Regions from separate parts of the Mus musculus genome. Here all the other regions are linked to region 3. A link is a loop called in an ENCODE intact Hi-C map of the cell type or tissue named here. Cell type or tissue: heart. All regions are shown on one strand.

The links. Peaks named below come from ENCODE experiments on the same cell type or tissue, not always from the same donor. Only the 100,000 strongest peaks of a DNase experiment are listed, where the experiment ranks them.
Region 1: it touches region 3 in a loop (3-fold over the local background); 9 of 42 quality-filtered maps call a loop at or near these places.
Region 2: it touches region 3 in a loop (5-fold over the local background); 5 of 42 quality-filtered maps call a loop at or near these places.

Annotation. Positions count from the first base shown.
Region 1 is chr2:75,134,551-75,142,550 of GRCm38, reverse strand. Gm13652 (a long non-coding RNA gene) reads left to right here and starts at 4,576. Exons shown (of 3, transcript XR_374685.4): 1 at 4,576-5,287. 2600014E21Rik (a long non-coding RNA gene) reads right to left here and starts at 4,896. Exons shown (of 12, transcript XR_001783367.2): 1 at 3,499-4,896; 2 at 3,178-3,261. In heart, a CTCF peak has its summit at 4,440; a DNase peak (open chromatin) is centred at 4,640; H3K4me3 peaks cover 1,278 bases; H3K27ac peaks cover 789 bases; H3K27me3 peaks cover 4,795 bases.
Region 2 is chr2:75,242,205-75,250,204 of GRCm38, reverse strand. It overlaps 2600014E21Rik (a long non-coding RNA gene), which reads right to left. Exons shown (of 12, transcript XR_001783367.2): 3 at 1,686-1,828. Among named protein-coding and RNA genes, the nearest start is that of Gm34401, 39 kb to the left of the region's middle. In heart, no CTCF peak of the experiment used is centred here; a DNase peak (open chromatin) is centred at 4,014.
Region 3 is chr2:75,308,254-75,316,253 of GRCm38, reverse strand. 2600014E21Rik (a long non-coding RNA gene) reads right to left here. Exons shown (of 12, transcript XR_001783367.2): 9 at 5,112-5,237; 10 at 3,243-3,663; 11 at 2,207-2,375; 12 at 1-1,230. It overlaps Gm39857 (a long non-coding RNA gene), which reads left to right. Exons shown (of 5, transcript XR_866459.3): 4 at 6,537-6,658. Among named protein-coding and RNA genes, the nearest start is that of Gm34401, 27 kb to the right of the region's middle. In heart, a CTCF peak has its summit at 3,815 (motif pointing right); a DNase peak (open chromatin) is centred at 4,863; H3K27me3 peaks cover 1,069 bases.

The DNA of each region.
Region 1 (8,000 bases), 170 kb after region 3:
TTTAAAAATATTTTATTTACACCAGAGCAGTTGGTTCGAAAAACACATAAAAGGGGAAAAGCTTGCATTCTTTCCGTCCAGTAATCAGAAAGTACTCAGTCCTTTCTCGAAGAGACTCGGATGTCATTCAACGCCTGGTATGGCCAGAAAGCTTAATTTGGTAAATCACAGATGCAGAGAGAAAGAGAAATCGGAAGAAAATGGTTCTGGCTCCTGAACGCTGCAATGATTTAAGATGTCCGTCGCAATGAGAGCTGAGGATCTACACCCTTTTCCCTAAAGGTTTCCAACCTTGACTTGAATGCATCTCCAGGGCTCTATCTTGCTGACACTGACATTTGTACTGGCCTTGCCTCTCTAGTTTCCTTGTATTTACCAAGACACTAAGTTTCTCACTGTTTTAAAATGGACTTTCATTGGGACTTCATAATGAAAGGTTAAAAACCAACTCTAAACATAATCATTTCCTAAAGTTAAAAGGTTCTCTCTCTCTCTCTCTCTCAAAAAAAAAAAAAAAAAAAAAAACCCTGAGGTGAGCTAGAAGGGTTGAATTAAATGTTCACAGACACGAGTGACAGCAAAGTGGCAAACGGCAGTCCCCTTTCCCAAAAGGCTACCAAAGCCTGCTGCTTCCCTGGCCTCAAGCTCAGAGTCATCCACTGAGCATGGGCCCCCTGGAGTGTGAACATGACAAGCTCTTGGGCACACCCTTCATCCCCTCCCTCTTGCCTCCCTCCCTGACACCAGACGATTCACAGATGACTTTTGACAGCCTGGGCCTTGGTAGAGGATCACTGTGGACCACAGCACCTACAACCCTGGCTCTTCTTTTCCCACAGAGAGCCCAGGATGCAGCAGGCCAGAGCAGTGGGCTTCCGTCATTGTGTCTTCCACTCAACAACATACATCCCTAGATGGATTCTTTATTCAGAATGTGCTGCACAATCCCTGCAAAAGCTCAGGGGCCATGTAGCTTCCTTCCTCTTTGGGGATTCTATGCACTTCTACACACACACACACACACACACACACACACACACACACACACACACACACACACAATTTCCCAAGCTGTATACTGATCAGAAGCTGGTAATCTAGCAAGCTCTGAGGTATGTGGTATTATTTTTTTTTGTACACCTGAGTTTTTGGAACTCTTATTTAAAGAGAGAAGGGGAGAGGTTGGCTGAAATACAATAACAGAAGACTCATTGTGGTCTGCAAGAGTTTTACTGGTACCCACAGGAACACTGCAGCCTCATCTGGATATATTCTGTGAGTCCTGTTCCTCTAGAGACCCCTGGCTAATCACTACCCATTCTAGGGAGAATCAAGTCCACGCTGAGGCCCATATGGCCTCCGTTGTTGCTTGGTGACCACACCTGCCTCCACCAGGATAGTCTAGGATGCAGTCCCTGACAGACATGCATCCAGCATTCATCCACCTGCTTGTTCAGGTGCTGGGAGCTAGGCTCGGGCAGAAGTCTCTGGGAGACCAGGCACCCTGGGTCTTGCCTTTAGGTGCATCTTGGGTTCTTTCTAATTACTCCAGAGGGATGAACTCTTCACCCCTTCACAGGATGAAGCCAACTCACATCAGCCCCATTTTACAGATCAAAGAAACTAAGCCCAGAGAGGCTGGCATGTCCAACACCACACAAAAAATGCAGAGCAGAATGGGAGTGAAGCCAATTGAGGGCTTTTTTGGAGTTGGCCCAGGAGACCGTGCCACCTGCCCTTAGACAGCTCCTGGCCTGATGAGGGAAGCCTTTGGGCTTCTAGCTTGGCTCCTCACTCATCTCTCTGAAGGTGGGTTTTCTGGATGAAGCAATTGAGATTCTTTCTTCTCAGTACTGACAGCTCCAGAGAGCTACACCCCTGTGGACAGAGTAAGTGCCAACCATGCTGGTCACCAATTATAATGCTTCAGCCAGCCCCGCCCCCTTTGAAAGCAGAGCTGCAAAAGTCCAATTATAAAGTATCTACCACAAAAGAGATATACTTCATACTTCAATAAAAACCAAATTTTAACCAGAAAGCTGTTACAATCTTTGAAGAATTGTCCCAATTGCTCTGGACACAAGCTTTTTGAAACACTGAATTGTTATACAGAATAAAAACGAAGAGTGTCCCCTTGATTCCCACACATGGGCACAGGTCTCTTTCTTAAAGCCCTGTGAGTTTTGGATAGACACAGTCTGAGCCCTTTTCTCTATCTCTCAAAATAAGAGGCAAAGAACATGAACCACCAGTTATAGCCAGGACAGAGAAGGACCAATTCCTCAGAACCTAACATCACTTTCTTCCTGGGCCTTTCCACTGCTAGGGAAATCTTAAGAAGAAAAAGAAGGGGGGGCGGAGGAGCAGGAGCAGGAGCAGGAGGAGGGGCAAGGGAAGAAGAACGAGGAAGGGGTGGTAAAAAGAAAGAAGAGGAGGAGGAGGAGGAAGAGGAGGAGGAGGAGGAGGAGGAGGAGGAGGAGGAGGAAGAAGAAGAAGAAGAAGAAGAAGAAGAAGAAGAAGAAGAAGAAGAAGAAGAAGAAGAAGAAGAAGAAAAGAAGAAAAAGAAAAATCTGGCTCACATTTGCAAATTGAAAGCATCTATAAAAAGAGCAAAATGGTTGCTGAAATAATTTAAGCACATTATTGTTTCTTTTAAGGATAAGCACAATCCTTTATTGTGTTCCTTTCAGAGCCTAGACCATCAAAGACAGGCTACCAGACCAAGTACTAAATTTTGTTCATGGTTAACGAATGACACAGAAAACTTAAAACTGCTCCCTTGCAGCCAAAATCAAAGAGCCCTCATGAGCAGACTCCTGGCACCCAGGGGGGAGAGTTACAGCGATAGTGAGGGAGGCAGTCCAGGGAGAGGCACACATTTCCAGGGGTCATATCAAATAATGCCACAACAGAAAACCACAACTAGATGTGTTGGAAGCACACACACACACACACACACACACACTCTTAAAAACTGTTGCCAAAGTCCTTCAAAGCCAAAGTCTAGAAGAACTCTGGGGTTATGGACACAGCAACAGCCATTTCAAAATCATCACTCCATTTACGAGTCCAATATCCATCCCTCTTATCACTCTGGCACACTACTTAGGAAATAACAGAGAAAGAGAAATATGAAGCTAGAGGCAGAAAATTTAATTAAAAAACAAAGCCACCCACCTTGCTTTCAGGGTCAGGAAGTACAAATGGCCTTCTTTTGTAGCAAGATTGAACTTAACACGGGTATGTCAAATGGCCATGTATCTGTTTAAAGAAATAGAAAATTGGCTTTTAAAAGGAAATAAAAGGTGTAGGCTCTCAGTCCTTCTCATTGCAAGTCTTAACCCCTCAAAGATAAAAAATAAATAAATAAAAAATGAAATAGAACACTAGCTCTCTGGTCAGGCAGAAGGCAGGGTCTCCACCGTTCCTCTGGTTTGCAAAAACAAAATAAAACCAAACAGCAACTGCAAACAGTGTTGTTTGCAGGAGGGTACAGACCTTAAAACAACTCGCGCCCTCCTGGGTCCCCAAAGCCTTCAGTGTGAGCTGTAGAAGCTGCACTCTCAACGCCAATGACACCATCGGCTGCTTAAATGGCACAAAAGTACACTTAGTACGAGAGCAAAGTGACTGACAGGGATCCGCCGAGCCAGCCCCACTGCCACTAGACCTGCCTTAAAGGCTCACACAAGGAGTATAAAAAGAAAAGCACATTTTGCAATAGAATAAATTCTTTTTTTTTTATTGAGACCGCGGAAAGTCACATGACCCTGAATGTAGCCTTTTAGGAAAGCAACAGAAGTGGTAAAGAAAGGAGTGTGTGTGAGTGTGTGTGTTGGGGGCTGGGGGGAACTGCCTTCTTCCTCTGCTGCCTCCCAGCCTGTCCGCCGCAGTCCACATTCTTCTGGGCGCATCTGTGGAGCTATTAAGTGGGATAATCCCTCTGGCCTTTGATACATTTCTGGACATGATTATTTCATTACTCGCAGTATATCAGTAGGATCATAATAAAAAGGACTTCTGACAACCTGCCAAGAGTTTTGTGGCCTTGTAAACACAAAAGTGCTCTAATAAAATTTTATTAAGTGTTAAAAAGTCATAAAAAGTGAAATAACATAAACTACAAAATTTACTGTCCTCAGCAAATGCTGAAAATATCGTCCACAGTAAAATTAAATTAGCATGTAATAGACAGAGCAGCAGTGTAGAGTGGGTTTAAAAGAGGATCCAGGGGGAAAATGACACTGTAACCTAATCAGGGTCACGGGGATTTAATTCGGATCCCCCCGCCCCAAATGTGAATAAATGTGCTGATTACAGACAAGAGCTCCGGGGTTACCAGAACCTCGCACATTGTCAATACTTTGCAAGAAATAATATATTGCAGATTGTAAGGCGCGCGGGGAAACCCAGCCGGCGTCCGGGGGCAGCGGCGCGGGCCAGGGTGTCCACTAGGGCGCGCTGTGAGACCGGGAATCTCCAGCAGGGTGCCCACGCCGCCCGGGGCCCTCGCACTCCGAGCCTCGCCCCCTCCAAATCATATTTACAGTGCGAGGGTCTCCCCCACCCACTCCTGTGACATTTTCTCCAAATCGGAAGAAAATGAAGTGTAGGTCGAGCTTTGCCGCGGGCAGCCCTCAGTTCCCCTCTTTCGGATCAAGAGCCTGGATGTGGGAGACGTTGTCCACTGTGATGCTAAGCCTGGGGGTGGGGGGAGCATTGGGGGAGGGGGCAGGCCAGCGCTCCTGGAGTGACCGTCCCCCCAAAGTAAGGCCGAAGATGACACGAGGCCGATGTCCAGCTCGTCTTAGGCCTCCGAGGCGCTCCAAAGGCTAACGGGGGTCAAGTCCGTTCCCGCTGGGGACAAGTGCATCAGCTCCAGAACGACCTCTCCCTTGCTTAGCCCTGCCCCGGGAGATCAGAGTGACCCAACGCCCTGGGGTACCGGCTCCCGCCTCCCTGTCGTCTCGTCTTGTTGGGCCAATCGTCTGGCTCTGGGTCGCTGCCCGGGCGCACGGGCTCAGGAAGGCAGCAGCTGCACGGGGTTCCCATTCCACCCGGGACAGGTATGGACCGGCCGGGCCCCTGGAGAGAGTCTCCTCTGAGCCCATCGCTGAGGCTCCGCCGGGAAAAGAGTAAACCTTCCTCTCCACGCTACTCCAAGTGGACACTGATGGGCAGGAAAAGGCTGGAACGAAAAGCCCTGGCCTTTGCTGGCCTCGATGGCTTTGCAGAAGAGAGGTGGCCTCCACCCACGTCTCCCCTCCCCCTCCGCGCCACACAGCAGGTTTGTAAAGAGAGGGATGCAAGTTTTGAAAGTTATGTTCTTCCAAGGAGAAAGGTGTTGGTCATGGTGCCCATAAGTGCTTTTTAGCCACAGAAAGTCAACATGTCACCTCTGTTTCTGCAATCCCCAAATGATGGTAATGCTGACTCTGAAGAGAGCGTGTGTTAATTGGAAGTTAGTGAAATGGGAAATGAGTGGGCAGTGACGTGTTTCGGGGCATTATTTCTCCTTAGGGATGGCCAAGGTCTGAGGCTCCATTTAAGAATTGGCCATTTTGCCAGAAACTATGTGCTTTTAGTCAAATCCAATTAAAGCCTGGAGTGGTGAGTTCACAGGCTCACACCGGGTCCTAGGGGGTCCCCGAAGAGGCTTCCGCCACAGCTACTAGCCTAAAGACAGCTTGTAGTTGCAGTTTTCCAGGTAGCAGGACGCCTTGAGGTGGGTGCACAAAGGCAAAGAGAATCCCCAAGCCGGCGAGGGGCAGAACTCACTGATTAACACGCCCCATGCTGCTTGCAGAGGGTGCGATGGCCCCTACCTGTACATACTTCTTGGTTTTTGAGAAGGGTGTTTGACTATTTTTAAATGGCAATGTTTCTCATCATCTGCAAAATACAGTGTTGAATTTTAAGTAGGTTGGAACAGAGGGCTTAAAAAAGTAAACACATCAATTTAATGTGATTTGACTGTTGCTATAAAGGCGTTGAGGGTTAATACAAACAGAACTTAAAGGAATGGATATATAACTGATACAGTTCCTCTTTGGGGCCATGTGTCTGTCTGTGGGGATGGAGCAGGTGGCACTGCAGACAGCAACTGTGGATGTGGTGGGTCATTACTACCTTTTACTGCCTATAAATACTTCCCCCTAATGGGTCAGAATGAGAGATTTTCATTTAAAACTCGTAAACTTGTTTTCTTGCACTTATGAAGTTCACGGAACTTCTACTTGCACTATTCTGTTCTGTGTTCGCATTTTAGATTAAAAAAATCTGTTCTTCAATTTTAAAAGTATATTCATAAATGTTAAAACATCACAACTATTTCACCTTTCTCCAGCTACACATGGGATCGTGGTAGTCAGTCTTTTTATTATTATTATTAATTATTATTATTATTATTATTATTATTAATTGAAGAAGATAGCTACAACCCCATTCAAGATATTTAGAAAGGGCTTCCAAGCTTGTAACTCTATATCAGATTGCAATTTATATTAAAATTTGAGGTCAAACATTTTCATAAGGAAACTTGATGCATATGTTCTAAAAGAGTATAAGTATATTCTGTAAAAATGGCTTCCCTATGCTATATCCCACCTGCCTCTCCCCCCAAAAAAACTTCAGGGTTTATTTTTCCACTCTCTAAAACTGTAGTAATCTGATATATAAATTATATAGGTAATTTTGCTCTGTTAAAATGGTAGTAACTTTTTAATGCATTTCGAGGAAACTAAAAGAACATTCTTTGCCCTTTTATGTTTGTAGAACTTGAAAAAGTAAAGAGTTTGTTAAAATATTTTACTATTGAAGCCAGTGACCAATAAAATGTGAAAAATTACTTTTTTCCAGAAAACTTTTAAAATTGGCATGAATATTTTAATTACGGTCTTTCTCCTAAGTGCCCCAAATGTTTAGCTATATCTGCTATCAGTTAAAAAAATATTGAGTTTCATATTCTATTCCATCTTTTGCACATTGAAAAAGCTGGTAACTGTTGTGTGTTTGTCTTCTTTTGATAGCCACGAACTGGATTTGAGCATGTGCGTTAGAGTAAAAAACCAAGCCAAGTTCATTTCTCTTTCTAGAATCTGGCATTAATCCTGGGTCTCGCTTTTTATGCACACAGGCTGCTATTGAAATCAATTTGGACATGACAAGTTGAAGGGAAATGTTAAGACAGTGTGCGTTTTATACTGAAGAATATATATTAAGGTATAAAATAGCAAATAGCTGGAGTTGAATCATGAGGTCTATCAGTCAGTCTCTGCATGATCATTTAAAGGTACCTTTGCACAGAGGGATTTTCCTGTGTTCTGTATTTATGAGTCTCTAAATTACTTTACCCTGCAAGTTCAAAACTCAATAACCAAACACCAAATTTATGTATTTTTAAGGTGACTAAGGTTAAGAATATGAGGAGCAGATTGGTTTATGGAAGCAAGCAAGCACTGCAAATTGTATTTCAAAATACTAACTCAGCTTCCGTTTCTGACAGGAGTCTCGTGGTCAGCTCATCACTTTCCCAGATCGGCTTTAAACCCGTAAGGGAAAACTATATTTTCCACCTTAGAAATTCGTATTTAAGTTTCCCTAACTGCAAAATCACTCTGAAGCAGAGTGTTTTATGAAAAGGGCCATTTCGTGTGTTAGTTCCATCGATTATGTATGAATGTATAAAAGTCTAGTTTAAAGACCAGTAAAAGTGAGGAAATTCCAAGTCAAGAGAGCTAATTCCATTCATAATTCATCCCGGTGCTGGTCTCAGGAAACTGGAGGTCTGTAGTGACACTTACGGATATCAGTTGACTTACTTTGTAAGCGGGGAAACAGCTTACTCTGACCCTGCCGGAGGAGGCTTAACTTGATAAAAGGAGGGAATGTCAGGCTAGGATTTTTGGTTACCCAGGAATTTTCCAATCACACCACTTTTATAGATTTTCACTTTTGAAAGTGTAAACACTGAAGGACACCGTGTGTGTGTGTGTGTGTGT
Region 2 (8,000 bases), 66 kb after region 3:
CTTCTGATTTCGACTCAGTCCCAGGCTTCGGTGGATCTTCACTTGTCAGTGGTGAGTGAAGTCAGATTATTTCTCTGTGTCAGCAATAGGAGCCAGAGTGTGTCTTTGAACTTGAGTCATCTCTTACTTGACTGTTCAACAAACCACAGCTGCAGGCAGTCTGCTAGGCAGATCAATGTGAGCTCTTTCTCTACCCATGTAGGACTAAAAAAAAAATATTTATTTTAATTATATGTGTACATGTGCATGTCTCTATGTGTGTGTAGACACGTGTGTGCAAGGGTAAGATCTGCCTGGAGCTGGGGTCACAGGCAGTTATGAGCCACCCTATGTAGATGCTGGGAATGTAACTCAGGTCCTCTGGAAAAGGAGGAACTAATTTTAACATTTGAGCCATCTCCCCTAGCTTCTCTGACACCCAACCGTGTACTTTTAAGTACTTTTTTTCTTTTTAATATACTTAAGGTATGACTTCAGTTTTAATAACAGACATACAAACAGTCAAAATGCAAAAGAAAATAATGGACTATTAGAACATTTCAACTAGCAAGAGAAGTAACATGATTTTAATCTCAAAAATGGCTTCCCTTACAATGGTGAAGTGTCTGCGTGACGTATTTTAGTAAGTGGCTAACTGATAAAGAAACCAACGTCATCATCATTTAAAAAAATATTTGTTCCTCTATTATGAGGATTGCAATACCTTACATAATTGATATAGAAAACAAGTGATGTAAACATGTGAATTGTACTAAACACCAAACAAACAAACAGGAAGAGGGCTGGTAGCCTACAGATGTTAACTATTACCACCAACCTGGACCAATCAGGATGACAGGCTCTCAGACCTGTGAGGTCACTTTCTGTCGTTCATGGATAAAGCCCTCCTTTCCATGGTAGCCTTGTTTCACACAGTGTAAGCCTGAACATCGTTCCACAATACAGCACCAGCTCCAAGCACAACGCTGAGCTGCAGAGCTGCTTTTGACCCGTGCTGTCGGAATCTTCATGCCTTCAGCTCCTGAGTTTTGTTCTAAACCCTTCTCACCTGAGCTTCACAACGTGTGTTCCTCTTGACCTGGATTTTGCCAAACGGAAATAGTCTAGGAAACTGTTTTTCCAGATTTTCTAGTGTTCTAGCCTTAGTCTTAGAGAAGCTATCCATTAACAGCAATGTCGTAAGATGGATCTAGTCTCTGGGTCCCTGGGGCTTATTGTTTTGGTGATTTTGTAGCATTCTGTCTCCCCAAAGTATGCACTCACCTGCTTACCATCCATCTCTCCTTCTCAGAGATGCTCCAGGAGAGATGGGACATTGTTTTGTCTTTTTTTTTTTTTTTTTTTAAATCACGGTCCCCTGTGCTGAAAGTGATTCCCAGTCTATTGAAAGAAATACCACGAACAATTGTTGAATGACCAGGTAAATTGTTACAAATGGAAAAGGTCTCCTTCACCCCCAAAGTATCTAGTCAGAACAGCATTGTTTCCTTCCTACTAGGGAAAGCTTAGCATCGTTCTAACCTCTCACAGTAAAATCTCACCAGCTAAGTCCTTAGTAATGTTAATCCCTTAGTCCTCTCTACTGTTGTCAAGGCCTGAGGTGAGACCAAACACGACACGACTGAGGTTTGCAAAAAAAAAAAATATATATATATATTTTTAATATAATTTAAAAATATACTCACTGGGGGAAGGCTCATAAAATTCAGCTTCAGCCACAATCTGGACGATGGGCTGCCAAGCGCTGCATAAATAAATCATCGAGTCATTTTGGCATCCTGTGGGCCAGAAGGAATATCTTCCTCAGTAGATTTAAAGAGACACAGTTCTGAAAGAAATGGGAGCAAGTGAGTGATTAAACAGGCACTCTCTTGTTATTATTTAGCATTTGGAAAGGTCCTTGAAGTGGTAAATTGCACATTTTACCCAAGGCAGATTTCTCTTTTTCCCTCTAATTGGAATCCTCCATAGAGTTGAAAGAACCCATTCAAATATTCACTGATACCCCCTCTTACTGTGCAACTACTAAAACACTTAAAAAAGAAAAATCCCAGCAACTGGAAGGATAGATCGTTAGTATACTTGTAACCATGTATGTTAACCATGTAAACTAGGCAAGTCAGAGGTCTTGCTCAGTGACTGGAGGGTGAGCAGGGAAAGTTGAGTATTGTGAGTGATACAGAAATGTGCAGCAGGGCTGGCTAGTTGGTACTGACAGTCCAGGGTGAGCCTGTCTTCTCCTTCTCACATATATACATTGGTGTGCACATAGGCACACACACACACACACACACACACACACACACACACACACGCATGCATGACAGCCTTTTCCCTGATTAGCTTTCTCCAGGTCACCTAATCTACAACTGGTCTTCATAAACTCCCTGAACTCCCTGGGATAAAGAATACTGAATGAAAATGATGGGTTCACATCCTGTGATTTTAGACCCATGAGAGGAATCCGAATCCTTCTTCTGACCTCCAAGGAGAAAAGGAAAGCAGCTCCAAGGTTTGCAGAAAGTTATTTCAACCCTGTTCACAAGAAGAGTCTGTGTGACGGTAGGTGAGGGCCAGTGGAGGTGAAAATGGCTGAACATGTTCTCCAAACCACTGATTAAGGTGCAGTGCCAGTGATGTGCAAGTGTGCACCAAATCCAATCAACTCGGAGAGGAGTGACAAGACTTTATGTAAAATGTATGTGTGGACTCACACACAGTGCAGACATTCCAGGTAGCCCCATTGTACCCCTCTTCTCTCTATGTGCACAAGTATGCATATGTGCAGCTGTGTGAACACACAGAAACCCACCACCACACTGTTGCTGAGACGGGGTCTCACTATGTAGTTCAGGCTATAGTTCTTTTTCTTTAAAATATCTATCTATCTATCTATCTATCTATCTATCTATCTATCTATCTATCTATCTATCTATCTATCATGTATGAGTACCTGTAGCTGTCTGCAGACATATCAGAAGAGGGCATCAGATCACATTGTAGATGGCTGTGAGCTACCATGTAGTTGCTGGGAGTTGAACTCAGGACATTTGGAAGGGCAGTCCAAAGTGCTCTTAACCACTGAGCCATCTGTCCAGCCCTCAGGCTGTGGTTCTTGAATCACATCCTTCTGTCTCAGCCTCCTATGCGCCCTTTCTTCACAGACTTCCTTTTTAGTTGTCTTGTCTTTCAGTTAACTGACCAAAAATTTCAGTTGGTATTTGGGTCCTTTTTGTGCTTTGTATTCACTAAAATAAAGAAGTTCCTTATCTGCCTACTTGGTGAATCTGCCTCCGTCAGCAGCTGATAGCCCCCGTTTGGATTATTAACCAGTTAGTTTCTTCAAGAGAAGAAGTCATTAGCTTCTAACATTACTCAGGGGTGTCAGGAGACATGGATATTAGATCTTTCCATTCAATTCCATCTTTAATTTAATCTCTAGAATTTTTTATTTTATTTTATTTCAGTGTTAGGTGTTGGCTGGCTGTTCCACTTAAAACCACATTTTTTATTTATTCATAGTGGTGCTACTTTAAAAAAAAAATTATAACAACTCAATAGCCACTATAATGATTACAAACCGACAAATTCTGCAGTAATGGCTTCCCCCATCTAGGCTCCAAAGCTACCAAGACCTAGGAGCAGTGTGAAATAGATTCCAGGCACTGACAGGTTAAGGATCATTTGCATAAATTAGCAAGTTTTGCAAATGAATTCATCTAGTGAGAAGTGAGACACGGGACACTGCATTTTAATAATTGACATTCCACATGAAATGCAATGTTCTGAAGGGGGAAATTGAGCTCCAGGTTGCTATTAGAAGCAGTGGACCAGCACGAGTGAGAAGGAGCGCCATCCCCCATGCGTGAGTTACGCTCCTGAATAACAACTACCCAGTTCTGATGGGCTTCTTTTAATAACAGTGTGAGCGAGCACGTGCCGGCTGAGAGAGGCATTGAGAAGGATCTACTCCTAGGCGGGATAGCACAGGAAATGAAAATAACAGCCTTCAGGAAGCCGCCTTCACAAGCAAGTCTTCACATGCTCCTCCGAAAATAATCTTCTATTTTCCATTTGACTTGGCAACAACCCCACCCCCACCCACTTCCCCTTCAATTTCACAAAAACACTTAGGGGGTTATTTAAATATATACAGGACTCGGGCAAAAAAAAAATTAAATAGCCCAAATTGGAGGTTGTCTCTCATAATGTTGGTTAAATTACAAATAAAGATAAGTGGGCCATTTTGCTGCCTCCTCCCAGTTTAATTTGTTTAAGAACAGGCCACATTGCTAGCTAGCAGGACTAGCGACTAGTGTGCCAGATGAGTGTGTCTCCTAAGATGAGTGTTGGCTGGTCAGTCAAAGTCAGAGTATGCAGCGTGTCGGAAATACAAACTGCTCACACATGCCATCTGAGAGCTGGAAACAAGTCCGTCCATAATGGTGTTTCCTGGCATAGTTTATAATTAACATAAAATGAATTAAATCACTCACTTGATAGACTTTTTTTTTCCAAGTTCATGTAGAGTAAGTGTGTCATATCAATTAATTCTCAATGAACTGCAGCAGCCAATAAAATGTTTCCGAGACACTGGTAATAGTCCAAGATATTGATGGAAGAGGTCTCATCATTAATATGAGTAGGAGACTCACGTCACATACAGAGAGCTACCGGAGAGAATTCCTTCCTCAGAAAGGGAGTGTAGTTACTGCCAGCTGCCTCTGGTTGTTTCCAATTTGCTGAGTTTTCTGTCTCTCACTCACAATGATACCCTTTTCACTTTGCCACACGACAAAATTGCCTACCATGACTGTCTATTGTGTGAGACCTCTACCCTGAAAAAGCTAATACTTAGGAACAAGTTAGATAGACTCCAACGGCAAGAACAGACTACACTGGCCGTATAATGAAAGTGTTTTCAAAGGCTTTTCTGTGTGTTCAGAATCACAAATAATTGACATATAGAACCGGATGCAAACGGATGGTTGGCTTGCAGAATTTGAACTGAACATTTTGGAGCCGCTTCTTGTTTGTGTTTCGCTGTCTTAACCAGTTGGTTTGTTATGATGTAGGCAAAGCCCAAATGGCCCATGGAACTTTGCTGGTCATAAATGATTTTATGACCTAGAACCCAGCAGCCATTGGGTCTGTCACTGCTGAGGTTGTGTTCAATGACACCTCTCTGAGCTTCTCTCGGCAGAGATGCCCTTTCTTTTGTACACACTTTCCTTTCACTTAGAGGGTACTGGTTGGTCCTCGGGCTCGACACTTGTGAGAGTGTGAGAGGTATTCCTTTGTCTAGGCCTCTCCATCTGCATGCTTGCAGCAACATGAAATAAAGAGATGCCGACGAGCCAGTTGGTGTGTGTAATGAGTTGCCGTGGCTCTTCTCCCAATAAAGGGTGTGTTCAGACACTGCTTATTTATAGACCAATAAAGAGAAAATTCCACTGTTCTCTTCAGCAGGCTGAGGATAAATAGCTCTTCCGTTTCTAACAGTTAATGTTCACAGACACAAAAGCAACTGCTCTGAACATTAAGCCAACATTTACCCCCCTGTGGAGGGAGGATTCTTTAGATTTGAAACAATGGAAGGTAAGATATAATCTTTCCCATTTTAGAACAGCTTCGCTGCGGCTTGCTTTCCTTAGTGGAGAGGTGCTCTCAGCCTCATCGGGTTGCAGATGAAGCATCCTCTCGTGTGCCTACACGATTTCTCTGCGGCCCTGGAGCTCAGTCCTCCGTGGAACGGAGCAGACAAAAAGCCACAGTGCAGATGCCCTCTGCAGAGGCTTGTCTGCTGCTTTGAGCGGATCTTCCTGGTATGCATGCAGCAAACGCTTCCTATTTTCACATTCTAGAGCAAGGGAGAACATAAATTATTCCTAATTCTTGATTCTATGATGAAGTAGCCATCTGGCCTGATAGCACAGTGACAGTGATATAGGAGTGAGCACTCCATGCTTGGTCTACTGCACAGAAAAGGACAATGGGACATATTTTAAAATGTCAGCCTCCATCAGAACAATATTTGGGAAAGTTTACATTTATGAAAATAGATAGTATTGAAAATACATCATGATGCAGATCTCATCACGGCTGCTGGACGGCTGAATTGAATTAAGAATGAATTTGAATGTTTCTAATTAAATCCGTGTTATCCCCCTCCATGCTAAGTTTTCCTCATCTGTAAGAAGCACCATCAACACATCACTGTTGGGCAGATGTGTCACAAACAAGGTTGAACTTTTTGCCTCACTACGTGTACATTGAATTCTTGGCTATAGGTATATGATGAATTTAGATATTTCCAGGCAGTAAAAAAGAAATAGTGCCCAACAGTATGTTTGTATTTACCACCAGAGAAGGAGTACATAGCATCATCATGAAGGCTGTTAAAACCTAACAAGAGTGTAAGATTTAGGTATAGAGGATAATCAAAATGGTGTTTATTATCTTATTTCCACGGAGGTTCCTCACAAATACTAGGCAAGGGTTCTACACTGAGGTACATCTTCAGATTCTGAAGACTCCTTATTAAAAATAGTCTTGAACTAGTTTATAAGCCTCGGGGTTTGTTTTGTTTTAAAAACATGGACTGAATACTTCTAACGCATCAAACAGTGAATGTGGCATCTATGATGGTCCTTGGTTGTCAACTTCACTGGATTAGAAGATGTCTTACCAAGATAGGTAAAACATATCCATGCATCTGTGTGTCAGAGACGATTGCGTGTCTTGCCATGTCTGTGTTGAGGGACGGGAGGGCACCTAGTTCTGAATGTGGCTGACAGCTTGCATAAAAGGGTACAGAGGAGGAAGTCAGCATGGCCACACCTGCAAACTTTCCTTTCGGGTCATTATATCTACCAGTTTATTTCCATTATCATGTGACCAAATGACACCAGATTCCAGCTTCTTTGGCAACAGGACATTTCTACAAATGACAGTCATGAAACATCCAGGTCTTCATGCTGGGCTGGGACTGCTGAGGTATCCTGGGTCGAGCAAACATTTCTCTTTCTTCTTTTTTTCAAGACAGGGTTTCTCTGTGTAGCCCTGGCTGTCCTGGAACTCACTCTAGACCAGACTGGCCTCGAACTCAGAAATCTTCCTGCCTCTGCCTCCCAAGTGCTGGGATTAAAGGCATGCACCACCAATGCCCATCTCAAGAAAACATTTCTACACAATGTGGTCACTTGCTGTTGAATTATGTGGCCCCTATTATGAAAGCCAATCCAATAAATCTTCTTTTGTGGTATATGTGTACGTATGCTATTGGTTCTTATTCTTTAGAGAACTCTGATATAATATCACATTGAAGCTTGAGAGGAGACAATAAGAACATAGTTGATTGCCTTAATGTAACCGATGGGCAAGACTTTGGTAGGAATATGTTCTAACCGCACAAAGTGATTACCTATGCATGCAACAGGCAGTGTCTTACTGACTCACTCTTGAACAACTCCAGAGATTGACCTACCTGGGCATCAAGGGAATGAAGAGAGGGCAGACATACGGACACAGAGATAGCTGGAATCAGAAGGTCTAAGCTTCCTGATGAAGAAGCAGCAGTACCCCAGGAGCTCAGTGTGTTTATTGTATACGGTTAAATTGTGTGCAATAAGCATACCTTCCTATTTAGGACACACAGCTGAACAAGGAGGCAGATTTGGCTAATCCCACTAGGAATAGCATCTGTCCTTCTGGCTGGAAACGTGAGAAGAAAGATACTATGGACATTTTCAGCACCTGCATCCAGACCAACAGAAGGCTTTGCTGTCCCTCTGAACCTCACCTGGGAAAGGTGTTGTCACTCCTAGGGGTCTGAAGCACTGAATTCCTTGACATTCCATGTCAATGACACACATTTGCTCAGGACTTCTCTTGCTCCCCACACTCCAGCACTGTTTTGGGAAGTCAGTCATGGTACCCTCGGGGCTACAGAACTTGTCGTGTGTAGCAAGTAAGAGGCTAGATAAGGCAAGAGCTCTGTT
Region 3 (8,000 bases):
GGCCATTTTAATGCAGCTGTCGGTTACCATGGCAATTAAAAGGGGAGGGACTTCATGAAGCTACCCCCAGATACTGGGTATCCAACGAGGGAGGGAGACAGGGATGCTCAGGGAGGCAGTGAAGGTGAATGGAGCCCTGTGCTGTTGCCCAGGGCACTGGTTGGGGAAGATAAAGGTCGAAGCTAGGAGGCAGCCTCTGTCCTGGGTGATTTGAAATGCCTGACCTGGCAAATGTCTACCAAAAGAATATAGAAGCTTGTCTGGGACCTCTTTCTCCCAGCTGGTTAAAAAAAAAAAAAAGGGGTGGGGGGGAATCCTACCCTACCACTGAGTGGGTGGGGAAAAGGGACAGCAGTAGGAATTGTTTGTGAATATTTGCTAGCTTATAATGCTTTGGGGATACTACATCATTCTGTAAGGATTCCTGAATAAGGTTATTATGGGTGAAGTCATTTTTGTAATAAAGTTGGTTGTAACTGTGGGTCATAAATCATGGGTTCTGGTACTTAAAAAAAAAAGCTAAACAAGCCTCTGTTACCGCACACTGTCCTCCTTTAAAATATTTTGATTTCACTACAAATCTTCTATTGACCGGCATGAGGGAAATCCACCCAGGGAGCCAAGGATTCCCTCTGTCCCCACAGCAGTGACAGCCGTCGTGCTAGCATCTGGGCCTCCCGGGATGATTTCCTGAGGTGTGATGGTATTTATGGTGTGCTTTCTCTATCAGAAAGGCAAACAGCCTCTCAAGTGACCCCAGAACGTTTGCATCATGGCTTCTCCTGCTAATTGATTCATCCCCTGGCAGGGCCTGAGACACAGGCTGTCAGCTGGGCACACTCCTTCCTGGCTGCAGACGCTGAAGATTAAGGTGAATAATAAGCAAAGATGTTAATAAAATTGTTAAATGTCAAAACCGTACAACCCACGGCCATTCGAAGCCTGTCAGCTCTTCTAGAACCATTCTGTAAATAAACACTGTCTCTGCCCCTTGTCCTTTTTCCCAGCCGAAACTTCATAACCCTTGTTAAGGGAATTAGGAAGTGTCTCGAACAACACTGCTTGTCTGATCTCTTCCACTGCTTCTTCCTTTTCAATAAGGGTCCAGGCCAGAGTGAAAGGGAAGGTTATCATATGAAATGCTTCTCAGACGTAATAAAGCAGAAAGGAGAAGGTGGTCACAGCGGCAGTTGTACGAGGGACGGAGTGTGGATCTCTATAGCTCAGTGGCTGCAAAGCAGAAAATGAAGATTGTAAAAACGTCACATAAAGAAAAAATGCACAGTGGATTCGTTTTGCGATGCCCATAATTCAGTAATGCCTTTAAGTAGCTAGAAGAAATATAATAAATGTTTTTCCACAACATTGATCATACTGTATCAGAGGAAATATTAGTGTGCAGGGAGCCATGATTACACTGGTAGTAATTCTCAGTGCAGAAAACTGGGAGAAGATGGGACCCTTTATGGGCCCAACTTTTATTGGCTGCAGTTATTTACCTTTAAGAATACGCTTAATACAATGTCCTATAGCCAAACATTTTGGGGGGAATTCAAACCAGCCTTTTCAGTAAATCAGAAACCCTGCCACCATTTTATAGAATGTATGTATATGTGTGTGTATATATATATATATGTATATGTGTGTATATATATATGTACATATATAAGCATATGCAAAAGTATATATTCATGCGGATGCTCTGATACGTTCCAGAATACAAAAGCAAGGCAATTGACCATGTAAAAATTCTAGGAAGCCTGTAAAACAGGTTCTTCCTCTGTATTCTAAACCCCGATAGGAGTGGACAGGTTTACAGCCTGTGATTCCATCCAAATGTCACCTGTATATATAACATCTCTCCAAAGAAATTAACTGGATTATTGGATTATATACTGTAATAAAATGTGTGGTCGAGGAGAGGATATGCATGCCATGTGACTGAATTTGCAGCTTCTTCTTCTTCTTCTTCTTCTTCTTCTTCTTCTTCTTCTTCTTCTTCTTCTTCTTCTTCTTCTTCTTCTTCTTCCTCCTCCTCCTCTTCCTCTCCTCCTCCTCCTCACCTTCCTCCTCCTTCCTTTCTTCCTTCTCCCTCCCCATTCTTCTCATATCCTAACGCACCAAAGAAAACTTTGCAAAACAGGTCTGGTTTTTTTTTTTCTTTTCTCTTTTTTCCTTAAGTAGAGAAGAAACCAACTGTTTGTACCTGCCTCTTGCTCCTCTGGCAGGAGCTGGTAATGCTTATTGCTGGCTGAAGCTGTGCCGGTACAGACGGCTCCTATGTTCTACAGAAAAGTTCCACATCCACTCTCCGTGGGCTCCAGGTGAACTCCAGAACTCATTCTATGCAGGGCTGGAGTACATGGCATAGACTCCTGCAGAATTAAAAGGAGAGGTGAGACCTGAGCTTGCCCGATGCTCTAGAGTCCTGATAAAGCCCTGTTGTGAAGGTGACTAAGAGGAGCCAGAAGGCAGAGGAAACTCAGAGGGAACAACCACGACAAAGCATCTGGACCATCCAGCATCCGGACAGCCCAGCATCTGGACAATCCGGCTTGCAGTTAAAAGGCTTTCCCCAAAGCAATGCAAACTGGATAAAGACTGCAGTCAGCTGCTCTGCCTCAACCATCTCGTCCCTAACTCTCCTTGACACAAATAGGAATCTTGTCCCAGGCAAAGGCGGTCTTTCCTCCTCTTTCTCCCAGGACTCTTTGCTTGATGTAAATCACAGGCTTGGCCTCTGTAGCTGGACACCTGAAATACATTATGCAAAGAAAGGGTACTTGGAGTTTTTTGTTGTTATGATTTTATTTCAGTGACATTAAATCTTAGCTTTAGTATGTGCTTTCCACACTGGATTGTTTACTGCTTTGTTTGGTTACTGTTTGTATCACAGAGGAGAAAGTTCTCTCAAACTTCCTAAGGAGACAGGTGGTTGGAGGAAGGCCGCCGAGTCTGTGAAGCCTAAGGGAGAGAGGTAACATGTATACCTGGCAAGTCTCTCTGGAGGAGCGGTGCCTGGCATGTCCCTGTGTCGCCTGGTGCACTCGACACTGACATGACCATGCACGACTCCCAGGCTGGTATAACATCACAGACTTCTGTCCCAGTTTCTTGCCTGAGCCAGGCGGGAGACACTTTGTAGGCAGCTTTGTACACGTAACACTGTTCTCAAGCAAAGACAGTTGTTCCTGGGTGTTGGCTTCTTTTTATTAAGGTAGAAAATTTTCTTTTTGTCTTACCTAATTAATTTCCTGGCAGTTGAAAGAGTACAATTAAAAGCAAGGATGTTTCAAGGTGGTTTTCTTTTTGAATTTCCTCTTGGGAATAGTATCCCATTAAAAGCTCAACTGAAAAAGTTTGGTAAGGTTAGGTGGGAAGTCCTGGTCTCTCATCTCTCTTTTCTCTTTTCTTGCCCTCTTTGTCCCTTCCTCCTCTCTTCCCTTTGCTTCTTTTTCATTCATCTATTCTCTTCACTATCCCGTTTTTCCTTTTCCTCCTTCTTTTAATTCATCTTTAATAAATACTGATGAGTTTCCTAGTGAGGTTCTACAATAAAACACGTTCAGGGTTGCAGAGCCTTCCCTGAAGCGTTTACCAACGGAAGGTAGTGAAACTTCTGGTATTGCCGGGTGTGTAGGTCAGGCATCACCCCTTCTGCACCTGCAGAAACAGATGGATTAGGGGAATCAGAGATACTCCTCAATTTTAAAATTAACGATTTTTAAATTTTAAAACAATAAGAATATATGATTATAAAACAGGTTACATTTGAAAAATGAGATACACTTGTAATTATTGCGATAGCCGCTGGATGGCACTGTTGCATACATCTGGTGGAAAACCTTTCCACTTAGCCCGGCATCGGGTTTTGAAGATTTTTAGGGGTTACCTTTTGACTGGACAGATGCCGTCAGACTTGTAGACTGTCTTCCCTTTTGGAGAAGTTGGTCCAAATCTCAAATGTCCCTCTCCACTGAGAATTCTCATCTTTCCAGATGAGGGTCCTCAAACAATTCAGTATATTTAAAAGGAGAGTTATCCTTTTATGATGGTTTCCAACATTATATATTGATTGTAATGAGCACACTCTAAATTCCAAGTGGAATAAGGCAAAAATTAAGCTATAGACGCCCTGGATTTATAAGGTGCCCTCCCCGACCCCCCAAATAGCTTCCAACAGTTTCCTATCTGTTCACTCATCTGATTCCCAGCAGTCTTAGGGAGCTACCTGCTTTAGTTCTTAATGGAGTCAAACTTGAGGTGTGAAATAAAGGCAATGAAGTCATAGTTTGTTCTGGCTTTGCCCAGAGGAAAGCAAACTAAATGTATGCTCCAGGCAGCTTCCAGTTTGCAAAAATCACTTGTTGAAATTTTGCTAGTTCTTGAGTTTATTTTTATTTTTATTTTTTTAGTTTTACCATTATATACTCCATGGACACTTCGGGACTTAAAATTTTATTTTGACAAATATAGGTCATTTTGTGCAGCTGACGTTATACAGAAATTGGACCTGGAGAGTGTTCAAATGCTGGGGGGGGGGGGGGGGGAGACCTTGCCCAGCTAAAGCAGTGAAGAGAAATGGATTAACAGATGGTACAGCAGTCAGCCTTCCATATGACCATGAGCTTCAATGGCGCTGTGTAGTTCAGTGTCTTTCTTTTGACTCCAACTTTGAGCTTGTTTTCTTTAACTTCCTCTTGTGCCTTTGGCCTGGGGAAGCCAGAGGGCTTGGGGGACTACTGGCCTAGATTTTTAGATGGGGGGAGGGATGGAACTCTGTGTTCTAGTGAATTATCAGAGAGCTATGCTGCCTGCCGTCTACGGGATGCTTTGATCCAAAATTTCAGTCATTGTTTCCACATTTAGGGGCTGGAATGAACATCAAAGGAGTGGGTGTACGGAATTTACTGAATGCCAGGGAAGTACAATAACATACAGAGGACATAAGCAAATCCCAGTGGCAAAATTTGCTGCCAATTCTTGTGCATAATAGAGGCCCTAAAGTGACAGTCTATCTTTGACAAATGCATAATGATATCAACGCCAAGGGAAGGAACTTGCATGCTGAAAGGTGAATAGAGGAGTCAGGAACAATTCAGTGGACTTACACACTTCCTCCCTGTGTTTTCTCACAACAAGGAAAGCAGATGTCACAAGTGTATTAGGTAATCGGTGGATGGGGCTGCAGGCTTGCCAGCAGGTCTGGACCAACCTGGCTCTTTCAAGATATTTCTCTGAAGATGAGAATAAAATATGATTATAAGTTATTTATCTTCGGGAGGGAAAAAATAAGGAATAAGTAGAGTGAGAATCACTCTCTTGTTCTGTCTTGGGTAGTTCCAGATTTTAAGGCCCATATGTTGTTTGCTATAACTTCTTCGCCTCCCAGGGCCAATGCATTTCAAACACTCCAGCTAGTCACTGCTCTGAGGAGTCTCAGAAGCCAAGGCTCATTTGTATCCAGAGTCTTTGTTCAAATATGGATTTTGCTTAATTTCTGTGCACATAAAGTAAAAAGCACAGAACTGAAACCAGGCCGTTGTGTGATCATCTAAAAACCTACTTTTCAAGCTCCTTTAAGTTTTAGTTTTGATATAAAAACAATAAAATGACCATAAAAAAGTTTTCAGAAGCGTTGACATTACGAGCAGTCACTAACCAAGGCTGTTCCCAGAATGACTGAACAAATCTGGATGGAATTCTTGAGATGTTAACGGCCATACAGTTCCATCTCTAAATATTTCATCTAGAAGGTGATTCGATGAGGATCCTATAGAATAAGATTCACGCCTCCAGGGTCCCAGAAGCTATGTGGCTATGGATTTCACTGTTGTCACCAGAGTTGCTATGGGAAGGCAAAGGCTGTTTCTTGCCCTCAGTTTGAAAAACTTAGAAAAGGCAGACAAATATAAAGATGATGTCTGTAAGCTACTTCAAAAACAGTTAGACTGGGTATAGAGGTTTTTGAGGAGGGAGTTTCAAGTATGCAATCAACAGTGGAAACAGCGTCTATATCTTGTGTGCTTACACTAGTGGTGAATACAACAGAAGCAATGGCAAGGTGTGTGTGTGTGTGTGTGTGTGTGTGTGTGTAACTCTACTTGTGCCAGCCTACTTCAAAAAAAAAAAAAAAAAAAAAAGAGCCAGCATTTCTGTCTTTGGCTTTAGACAAACCAGGCAGATTTTGTTTTTATAGGTCGAAATCACATCCAGCACAGCCCTCCTAGCTCTTCTGTACTTCTTACAGTTCTTCTAAAGCCTTGCCTAACGTAGTAAATGGGGGTCCTGGAAGGGTCCTGCTGTCTATTGTGCATGTTAAGTAAATGCAATAATTCTCATCATTTCAGGCTCCATAATGAAGTGGCCCAATGCTTGGCAACCTCAGAAAGTGGACAAGCAGGCATTCAACTGGATGAGCCAGGGCTTTCTGGCATTAAAAGTGTAATATTTATGAGCTAATTTAATCACAGAAGAAAATATTGAGTAGGTGACTGAGTAAAATGATGACTGTGTATTATGTTTTCGCCATGCAGCTGGATAAACACATTCAGTGACAGACCTTGGCAAGGACTGCAAAGATGTTCTCGACAATGCTGTGACTAAATATTAGGTGCTGTCTAGAATTCACCGCACTTGGGGGCTTGAGCAAAGCCAGGTGAGTTTGAGCTGGCAAATGTGGATGAAGCTATGTGTGCTCATGGGATCGTATAAACACTGGAGTCTTTTTGCTGCCTGGGAAATTGCTGCTCTAGCATTCACTTTCATCTATGTCCCCGAGAGAATTTCCCACTCAATATCTTAGTCTGAATGTTGGGGTGGGGGAGCTTTTGATCATAGGACCCAGGTTTCTGAAAGCCCAACCAAAGCATTCCCAATCACACAGACCTGGGGAGAGAAGAAATGCTTTGCCTAGACATCAGAGACCTGACAAAGAAGATTGCATTTTGCTCTGACTTAATCTAAAAGAGTAAAAATTTAAGTTCTGCTAGCCTGCCTCTGAATTTCTTTAAATTACATCATTTCTGGTTTCTAAAACAACCATAAGGATATTTGAGAAGAAAGAATGAGCAGTATTAACAGTTCTGAAGGATTTGTATCTAAGACAAAAAGAAATCCTTGCACACGAGAATCTCAAAAATTCAACAAAATGGATCTTGGTGGATTCTTTCATTCTCCTCTGGGTTTTTATTCTACTAATAAAGCAAACATTTTAAGGTCTTAGTTCTTATTGTTGAAGCATGTAAAACATCTTTATACAAGGAGGAGGAAGAAGAAAAGGCAGAAGAATAAGAACAAATCTACCTGGGTCTAAGAAGATGGCGCTATGGGTAACAGACATTGGATTCTCAGCACCCACATAAAAAAGTCTAGGCGTGTAATCTTAGTGATGGGGAAATGAAGACAGGGGAGTCCAGGGGCATGCTGGCCAAGCAATACTGCCAACTAATGAGCAGCAGACTCAGTTGACCCTGTCTCAAAAATAAGACTCAGAACTATAGAAGACATCCAATATCTGACCTTTACATGTATACTCACACACACACACACACACACACACACACACACACACACACACGCACGCACGCACACACACACATGCGCACACACCTTTATGAATGTGGTCATGTGTGGCAATCTAGCTAGATGTCATAGCCAGATGTCCTAGTTAAGGCTTTACTGCTGTGAACAGATACCATGACTAAGGCAACTCTTATAAGGACAACATTTAATTGCTGCTGGCTTACAAGTTCGAAGTTTCAGTTCATTATCATCAAGGTGGGGATGGCAACATCCAGGCAGGCATGGAGTAGGAGGAGCTCAGAGTTCTACATCTTGTTTTGAAAGACAAACAGGAAAAGACTGACTTCTAGGCAGCTAGGATGAAGGTCTTTGAGTTCACGCCCACAATGACAAACTTTCTCCAATAAGGCCACACCTACTCCAACAAGGCCACACCTCCCTATAGTGCTACTCCCTGTATCACTGTCTTTTGTTCT